2 separate regions of the Mus musculus genome follow, and region 2 is linked to region 1. A link is a loop called in an ENCODE intact Hi-C map of the cell type or tissue named here. Cell type or tissue: heart. All regions are shown on one strand.

Evidence for each region. A loop is a pair of places that touch in the nucleus more often than their neighbours do. Peaks named below come from ENCODE experiments on the same cell type or tissue, not always from the same donor. Only the 100,000 strongest peaks of a DNase experiment are listed, where the experiment ranks them.
Region 2: a loop joins it to region 1, with 2.1 times the contacts of the local background. A loop is called at or near these places in 1 of 42 quality-filtered maps.

The regions. Positions count from the first base shown.
Region 1 is chr10:70,812,031-70,817,030 of GRCm38, reverse strand. No RefSeq gene overlaps it. Among named protein-coding and RNA genes, the nearest start is that of Gm40689, 16 kb to the left of the region's middle. In heart, a CTCF peak has its summit at 2,492 (motif pointing right); DNase peaks (open chromatin) are centred at 2,090 and 2,230.
Region 2 is chr10:70,492,629-70,497,628 of GRCm38, reverse strand. All of the region lies in intron 4 of Fam13c (family with sequence similarity 13, member C), which reads right to left. Among named protein-coding and RNA genes, the nearest start is that of Fam13c, 54 kb to the right of the region's middle. In heart, no CTCF peak of the experiment used is centred here; DNase peaks (open chromatin) are centred at 448 and 2,948; H3K27ac peaks cover 434 bases.

The DNA of each region.
Region 1 (5,000 bases):
GAATGTCGGTCTCTTGGGTGTTTTTTTTTTTCTATTTACCTTAATCCTGTGTTGCTTTTCTTTTTTCTTTTTTTTAAAAATCAGGACTGAGCACTGATGTATGGTCTCTGAATCAATATCACACACACACACATACACACACACACACACACACACACACACACACACACACATACACACTTTTTTTTTTTGACAAGCAGAGAACAGCTTCTCTTTGTCTTTCTTACAAGGCTGCCTCTCCTCTTATTTCCTCTCCACCTCCAGTTCTCTTTCCTTTCACAGCATCTAACACCCCATGCTTTCTCTTGGGTGGGAATCCTTAGTTCCTTGGATCTCCAAGTCCTCCCCTAAGATGGTTAACTCCCCCCTGGCATGGGGTGCACTCAAGGATCTATAAAGGTGTAGTATTTACATTGTCCCCAGCATGGCAATTCCACCACCACATACATTTCACCTGTAGGACTTGGAATGGAGGACACGAGTCAATAACTTCTTGGAGTTTGGCATCTTAAGTAAACTCTATGTGTTTAGTTTGATCTGTTTTATGCTGATGGATGGATAGTAAGATAACACTGTGAGCCAGGGAATGATAAAAATGGACCTGGGGTCAATATATCTTGCAGTATGCTGGCAGACGTGGAAATATGAGAAGGCTTGTGGGGGGTACCAGGTACCAGATCCTCCCAACCGACTTGATGTAGACAGGAGGGCAGGGGTAGAAAGGTTGAATGCTTTATGTCCCTCTTGCGACAGAATGGGCTCTTGCATTTAGCTCTGTCTCCAGTCTATCCAAGGCATCCAAGTTCATTTATAGTTCTGAATTTCCAAGAACTCTTGAGTTCTTCCCTAGTAGGAAAAGAGGAATAGTAATGATGGCCAAATCTTTTTTTTTTAAAAGATTTATTTTTATGTGCATTGGTGTTTTTGCCTGCATTCATCCATGGGACAGGAGTTATAGACATTTGTGAGCTGCTATTTGGTTGCTGGAAATTGAACCCGGGTCCTCTGGAAGAGTAGCCAGTGCTCCTAGTCACTGAGCCATTTTCCCAGCCCCTGTGATAGCCAGATCTTAAAAATTTCCCTCTGGTCATGAATGATTCATCCAGATCTCTGAGCTCTCATTTAAAGCAGACACTGAAATTCAGAGTAAAAGGTCCCTGTCTCTCTGTCTTTGTCTCTGTCTCAGTCTCTCTAGTAATCAGTCTTCTAGAGTTCTGATATCTAGAAACAGCATTGTTCATGACCACAGGCATTGGGCTAAGATAAAGAGCCCACAGGGATTCAGGCTCAACAGTGACCTCTCTGGGGATGGAGGGTGGGGATGCAGAGCACACATGAATATTCAAATCTCTTGAATCTGATCTCACCCACCCACCCAACACACACAGAGAAGAACTTTCCCTTGTTATAACCTTTTAGGACCCTATAGCATTTATCTGCACCAGGTCTCTCAGGACAACAATTGCCTCAGCGATAAGCCTTGCTTCTTTCCCAAGTCCCAGATCCAAATGACTGTCTTGTTTGTCCTTATTAGTTCTTCAATAGGTTCAGAGCCCTTGGTTCAGAGAATTGTTTCTGGAAGGTTCCATGGGCAGCTCCATCTCCCTTTCTTTATTTTTGAAGCATTTTTGCTTTTGAGAGTCACAGGCCAAGATTCTTGTCAGCTGGTATTGAGATGTTTGGTTTGATTTGACTCTGCAGTGTTCTCAGGAACGTTAAATGGCATTTTCCAGGCAACCCACATAATAAAAGGATGACTATGGCTAAGGCCAGTCTCAAGAGGTAGCTTAAAAAATTAAAACATGTGCCTGTTGCAAAACTTGACGTTCCCAGAGTCAATTCTGCCAGGCTTGCTTCTGAGATCTTCCTGGAATGCTTTCCCTAGGCCTGGCTATTCCGGTGAGTGTTCTGGCTCCTGCCTCTTTCAAATTCAGTTTGTCAGTTTTTCCATGTGCGAGCATAGCATTTTGGAATAGGAGCGGCTGTTATGTTTTGAGCTGATGCTTTGAGCGCTCATGGCACATGGCACACAGCACACACAACTTTGCCGAAATTTTTGGTGCGAATTCCAAGTCTCGTCTCCTCTTGGGATCTTTTTACAGCTGTTTTCTGATCCAGGAAATCCTTGGACAAAATAACAGATTTGCTTTCTGAGATACAAGGAGCTTTATGGAGGAGTAAGAGATTCCTGGCATGTAACTGGGAACAAGGCTCAGTCTCACCGTTCCCCTAGGAACTATTGACATCAACACAATTCTCCAGATGTGCATCTGTTGGCGTCCAGAGTTACTGAGACCCAAAACAGAGCCCGCTACACCAGTTAATAACACAAACTTTTACAATCATTTGCACTCCACGGGAAATGGCTGGAAAATGAAACGGTTGGGCCTGTTGGAATCTAAGCCCCTCCTGGCTTCAACAACTTAGAAAATTCCAGAGAAAATGGACATACAGATAAAAGGAGATGAAGATTTTGCAGCTCTATCTATACAGCCAGTAGATGGCAGACACGCATTAGAGTCTGAAACGGATACTACGTGGTGACACTGTAGTCCCCAGTGGTTAATGAGCGTTTCAAGGTAGCTATAGAAAAACAATTAAAAAAAAATGTTACCTTTAAACAATGGGTCCTTGAACTTCAAAGCTAAGATTGTTTGTTTCTGTTAACCTGGGTGGGGATTCCACCCAGAAGCAATCCATTACCTCTAAAAATGCTTTGAGAGAAAAAGTATCCACTGAGGCAGACCTTGCGTTTCTTTGCTCACTCAGCCATCCATTGATGGATTCAACAGCTATTTGTTGATCTCTCTCTCTCTCTCTCTCTCTCTCTCTCTCTCTCTCTCATATTCATTTATTTACTTATTTATTTAATGTATATGAGTGTTCTATTTGCATGTATACCTGCATGCCATAAGAGAGCATCAGACCCCATTACAGATGTTTGTGAGCCACCATGTGGTTGCTGGAAATTGAACTCAGGACCTCTGGAAGAGCAGCCAGTGCTCTTAACTGCTGAGCCAATCCCATCTCTCATTTTTACTATTGGATCAGTTGTACTCATTTTCTCTCCCAGTTAATTTCAGATTTGCTAAGAAAGTCCTCATTCATCTTCATGCATTCAGTTAACTTAACCTGCCACCCTGGCAGCCAGCAGCCAGGCTACATGGGAATTTTAGGAGCTTTTTTGCCACACGAGAGCTACTCCTTCAGACCTTCTTCTTGTACTTCAGGATGACTTCCCAGAGTCCTGGCACTGTCTTCAGATACATATTTTTTTCATCTCAGTAGCCTGAGGATTGAGCCCAGTACCTAGAATACGATGGAGAAAGAAAGAAAGAAAGAAAGAAAGAAAGAAAGAAAGAAAGAAAGAAAGAAAGAAAGGAAGGAAGAAAGAAAGGGGAGGGGAGGGAGGAAGAGAGAGAGAGAGAGAGAGAGAGAGAGAGAGAGTCAGTCTAGGCCCAGGCCAGTTTCGACTAGGAAAGCTATGAGTCTTAGTGGACCTAAAAGGAGATACCTTCTCTTATGTACCAAGAAAACCACAACCAACTCCTGCAAGGAAAGAAATTAATAAGACAAAAACAAAATAAATTATCTTAAAGCTTTTGTGTGTTTTAGACATGAAAACCTAAGTACCCTGTGAAAATTATTTCTTTGCTTAGCTTCCATGAAGAAGAAGAACTCTAGAAATGATGGGACAGAGGACTAGACGTAGTGGTGGAGACAAAGGGCGAGCCTACCAAGTCCTGCGCATACAGTATCCCCTCGTTCTTGCCTGAGGAAGAAGAAAGGAAGGAGCAGTTGAGGCTTTGTGGCTTATTCTCTGGAAGGAGCAGTCTAGTTCTATCATTTGGGGAAGAAGGATTCTGATTCCTATGTCTGCTCTAGTCACCATGGCCTGCCAACTCAGCACAGCCTGAAAAGGAAAAAATAAGGGTCTTGATTGAGTCATTGTCTTTATAAGGTGGATCTGTGGGCATTTCTGTGAAGAGTTGTCTTGTTTGTCGCCATGGATGAAGGAGGTTCCAGTTGAGTATGGATGGTGGTGACGTCATTACCCAGGGAAATGGTCTGAATGTAAGGTACAGAGGGAGCCAGCTAGCAATGAGCATCCTCTACAGTTCCTGCAGCATTCCCTCAGCTGTGCATATATTCTCTGGCCAGAAGTAACTGTAGGTGTTATTTTTCTCAACTTACTTTAATAAAGGTTCAACCTCCCCTCTAGCCCACCAGAGGTAGTGGGGGAAAAAAAGGTTATTAGGATATGGGGGAAGTGGATCTCTTTAGAAATAGTACTTTGGTGCGATTCCAGTCTTTGCTGTTCTCAGTCCAGCCCACTAGCAAACACCACACCTGAACCAGCAGCTGCACTCCGGTGCACTCTGCAGATACCACACACAAATCAGCAACCGCAGGTCCATCCAGAAGAAACTGTGAGGCCCACCAACTGGCCCAAGTCAGCAGAAGTGGCAAGAAGCTGCAAGAACCTCCCGAGAAGTTCTTTGGTGAATTTCTCTCTGGTGTTAGCACAAGCTAAGCTCAGCAACACAATGTAAGGTAAACCAATACATGCATGTCGTCAGCAAAGAATAACAAGAAGAAGCAAAGTGAACCAATGCTCCAGGTCCCACTGTCTGTGGGCTCATATTTATATTCCTTCTAAACATCACATATCCTTTCACGTGTCTGCTTTAGCAAAACATCATTTGACATGACTAACTTTCCGAAGAAACCAGAAGTTTCCATTTTGGGTAATGGTGCACAGAATCCCAGGCAGTCGCCCCTTCTAGTTTCTGCCTAGAGTTCCTGTCCCAACTTCCCTCAGTGACAGACTATGACCTGGAAGCATAAAGTGAAATCAACTTTTCCTTCTCAAGTTGGTTTTGGTCCGCATTTTATCACAGCAGTGTGGGACTGTGAAAGGCAGCCTGTTTTGGTTGAGTGAGGCTTGCTCCAGAAACTCTACAAGGGAAGGAACAGTGAACCACGTTCCCAGAGATAGG
Region 2 (5,000 bases), 320 kb after region 1:
CTCCTGCAGTCATCAGAAGGCTCGGGCTCCCAGTCACCAGGTCAAGTATGCACAGCCACAATGAGCAGAGAATGAGGAAGACTTTGAGGTTCAGCTGCACCACCTCTCTTGGTCTCCTGAGCCACCAACATGGCAAGGTAGCAAAAGGACTCCTGGGGACAGAGATTAAGCCATCCCTTCTTTCCAAATCATTGAATTGGTCCTAAGTTCTTTGTTATCTATGGTGGTCCTCAAACTATGCTTTCACGGTTGTTGTAAACCAAAGAAACTAGGAGTGTGGTGTTTTTAAAGATTTATTTTAAATTATGGGCCCATGTGTCTGTATATGAGAATATGCATGTGAGCCCAGGGTGCATTGAGGCCAGAAGGCAATGTTGCAACCTCTGCAGCTGAAGCCACAGGCAGCTGTGAGCCATCTGTCATGGATGTTGGCTTCTCTGGCAGCTCACCAAAACTTGGTTATTATTAAAATATGCCATTAGTCATCAGAATTATGTAATGATTCCAGTGTGCTGTTTTATGTGACACTAGACCCCCTGTATTGTTTTTATACAGCTGTCAGTAACAGTAAGCATCATTTATGAACAGCCCTTCATGTCCCATGAGGCAGCTATTACTATCTTCTTTAGAACTGGCCCAGAAGACAAAAGACAGACAAGCCATGGGAGTTGGTCATTGGCAGAGTCCTTGCTCGGCAGTGAAAGGCCCTGGGTTTGGATCCCGGACCTGATGAAGGAAGAAAGGGAAGGAGAAAGGGAAAAAAGAAAAGGGAAGGGAAGGGGAGGGAGGGAATAGGTTAGGCTAGGAGAAGGGAGGGGAGAGGAGGGGGAGAGGAGGGGAGGGGGAGAGGAGGGGAGGGGAGGGGAAGGAAGGAAGAGGAAAGGAGAGGAAGAGGAAAGATAGTCATGAAGAAAATGAAGAAGCAGCATACGAAGACAAGAAGCTAACCAGAACCTGTTTTGTAGTTACCAGAGAGAAAGCAGTTTTAAGGAAGAAAATAATGGAATCCAAGACTTCACCAGCCCTCCAGCATCCAGCTGGTCATGCCAGGTGGTTTAATCAAATTACTTCAATTAATCCTCAAGAGTACCACATGAGATTAACATTATTATACCCATTGACCCAATAGAAGGAAGGGCAGCTAAATAATTCATTGTTTATTCAACACATATTTAGTAAGTATCAATTATGTACCTTAATCTAGATCAGGTATTGGGACAAGACAGTGCATAAAAAGTCCACTGTCATAGATTCATTTTAGGATTTATCTCTAATTTTACATGTATGGATGTTCTGCCTGTATATGTGTCTGTATACCAAATGTGTGCCTGGTCCCCACAGAAGCTAGAAGAGGGCATCAGATCCTCGGGGAATGGAGTTACAAATGCTTGTGGCCATCATGTGGGTGCTGGGAATCAAACTAAGTCCTCCGGAGAGCAGCCAGTGCTGTCTATTGCCAAACCATCTCTCCAGCCCTAGGCTCTGTATTTTCATGAAAGGAACAAAGACATAAAAAAACAGTAAGTCAACAATAACTGATGACCCACCGGATGGCAGGATTGTGGAGAAACAGAAAGCAAGGCACATGAGACCAGACTAGAAGGAAAACTGTTCAAACCCTCACAGTCAGAAAGTGCCAATCACCCAGAGACAAGGAGCATGACAGCCTGACATAAGAATGTTAAAGCTCAGGGCTGGAGAGATGGCTCAGCAGTTAAGAGCACTGAGTGCTCTTCCAGGGGACCTGAGTTCAATTCCCTGCAACCACATGGTGGCTCACAACCATCTGTAATGAAATCCCATGCCCTCTTCTGGTGTGTCTGAAGAGAGCAACAGTATACTCATGTAAAATAAAGAGTGTTAAAGGTCATATAAGGAGGCAAAAATAAACAGAAGTCTTACTGGAAAAGCTCAGTCGTGACTGAGGAGACAAGTATGCAGCTGAGTTCAATTCCTTCTCCCCCACACCCTTAAGACATTGCTTCAACCATGGTCAATCCTGCCAAGAAATTGTCTTATACATAATATTCGCACCAGACTGAAATTCTCCCTTCAGTTCTACTGCCTTCCCTCCACCCACAGCAGCAGGCAAACAGCTACATGTCTCCATCAAACCCACATCTCTGGAAGGCAGAGATGAGCAATTCAGAACACTGCCAATCCATCACAACTTTGGTTCCTAGCCAAGGCCTAGGTAAGCAAGAAGGCATGCAGCGTGTACTCTCCAGAGCCCAACAGTGGCCCTCAATACTGATGCCTTGTTCATCACAGATACCATCATTCTGGTTGCAACAATGGCTGGCACAATCACCACCACCACTGCCAGCATCTGCCACCAACACCACCATTAGCATCTTCACCTCCATCAGCAGTATTACCACCATCACCACTAACAGCATCACAAGCCATACCTCCACCAGCAGCACCAGCAGCAGCACCAGTACCATTACCACAAGAATACCTCTGACATCACCTCCAACATCATCATGGACAACACCTCAACATCACCACAAGCAATACCTCTAATGTTACACAAGCAATACCTCCAACATCTATGAGCAATACCCCTAATATCACACAAGCAATGCCTCCAACATCACACAAGCAATACATCCACCAACACCACCTGGTAACATCACCACCACCACAAGCAACACTTCCGACGTTACCCTGAGCAATGCCACCACTCTTATATGACTAAAGTGTCACCACTGTCATACCTCCACCATCAGTGCCAAAATCAACACAATACAGTAAGTAAAAATACGGATGCTTAAAATGAACTTCAATAGAGAAATACCAACGGTAATTGTGTACTGATGTTAAAATGGCTTCTCCTCTGGATCTATGCCTCTGAGCTTGTGAACAGCCCATTGAAAGGCAGCTTTAAAAATTGGCATGCCCTTTTTGCTGGATTCCTGAAGTGTTTGCAGAGTCGGGCTGCAGGGCCATCCTGCAGTGGGCCTCTCTGGGGAGGTGTTCAGGAATTCAAAACAACAAAACCAACTAAGCATTCAAATATTTTTCTTGGCCCCAGAACAACTTCAGACCACAGGATGTGATAATTTGTGAAAGAAACACTGTATTTTAGCTCAAGGTTTGATTTTTTTACATCAGCATTTTAACTATAATTTAATTAGTTGATGGAACAGTCCTGCTTCAGTGAAAAGCTTCCAGCTAGCCAGTGGCTGAGAGAAGCTATCCCAGCGTCCCCTAAACTGTTCATCTCTCCCTTGCCAATATGTTACCAGGATTTCAACTTCTTACCTCAAATGACTTGTTTATCTGTCCCCTCCTCTCCACACCCTTCTCTACCATCTTGAGCAAAGCTGCTATTATCTCTTTGCTGAAATAACAAAGGTTTCCTTCTGGTCTCTCTATTCCTCCTTTCCCAGAGCATTTCCCACAAAAGATCTGGCCACTCACTACCCTCTGCCCACTGCACTCAACGCATACCATTCTGAGAAAATCTACTAAGGATTCACCAGCAGCTCTCGAATGAGTTAGACAACCTGGGCAGGAGGAGTGAAGCACAACCCATGTAACCATGAGTTCCCAGAGAGACACTCACTCTACAATTCTGAAAATGTCTTATGATGTCTGAAGGATTTAGTGTTGGCCCACCTCTTCATTGTCTTCTCAGGCCACGCCCATCTGTGCTGTAGTTAAAAGGGCATCCTTCTAGTTCCTCCCAAGCACTACACTCCTTCCAAGCTCATGCCTTCAGGCATGATGCCTGCTTAGGGTTTTTCTGCTGTGAGCAGACACCATGACCAAGGCAAGTCTTTTAAAGGGCAACATTTAATTGGGGCTGGTTTACAGGCTCAGAAGTTCAGTCCAGTATCTTCAAGGCATATAAAGAGGAGCTAAGAGTTCTAAATCTTGTTCCAAAAGCCATTGGAAGACTGGCTGCCTGGCAGCTAGGAGGAGGAGCCCACATCCACAGTGACACACTTCCTCCAACAAGACCATACCTACTCCAACAAGGCCACACCTCCTAAGAGTACCACTCACTGCGCCAAGCATATTCAAACCACCAAAATGTCCTTGTGCCTACCTAATTCTTCCTTCCCAATCCATTTCTGAATTAATTCATTTATCCTTTAGAAACCATGTACCTCCCAAATATGTCTTCTTTTTAAGGGGACCTGTTGCATAGGGAACTACTCAATCCACAATTCCATATATTTATAATTATTTAAAAGTCACTTTTGATGGCAAGCTCTGTGGGACAGGAACCATGAATTTTGCTTAACATTTATCTCTGCAGCCAATCCCAGCACAGGATATAGGATTTTAATTTTATATCAACATTTTAATTATAATTCACTTAGTTAATGGAACAGTCTTGCTTCAATTAAAAGCATGCATTTAGCCAATGGCTGACAGATCTAACCCAGAGTCCTCTAAGCTGTTTATTTCTCCCTAGCCCAACAGCCAGTATGATGTGTGTGTGTATGAGTGTGTGTTTGTATATTTGTATATGAGTATATACATTTATATGTATGTATATATTTGATAATAAAGTATTTATCTCAGACTCCTGAATAGTTGCCAATTCTGATCAATTATTAAGTGTGTAAGACCCGTGCTCCCTTCTCTCCCTGAGGCATGCCAGCAAAGCCTGCAGGCTGCAATGACTCTCACTCCCATAAGTATGTTTCTTCCTTGAGAAGGCTGACTAGCCAGTTGGTGCCTAAGACTAGTTAGACAGCTAACCTGTAATTCAGAGAACCTTGTCAGAAAGAGTAGAAGATAAGCACCTAACTGTATTCAGAGTGCTTCACAGAAAACTGGGCCTTAGGCCTAAATAAAGCTGACCACAAATGTCATCACAAGATTTACAATATTCCTCAATATTAGGACGCAGCACTCGATATTCGGATGCAGGAATGTATAGCCGGATGGCTACTGGCTGGTGGGATTGCTGTCATTTCCTGAAACTCTTTCTGAAAACAAAAGGTATATCCCAAGAGGGTAACCCTGAACAAAACATTCTT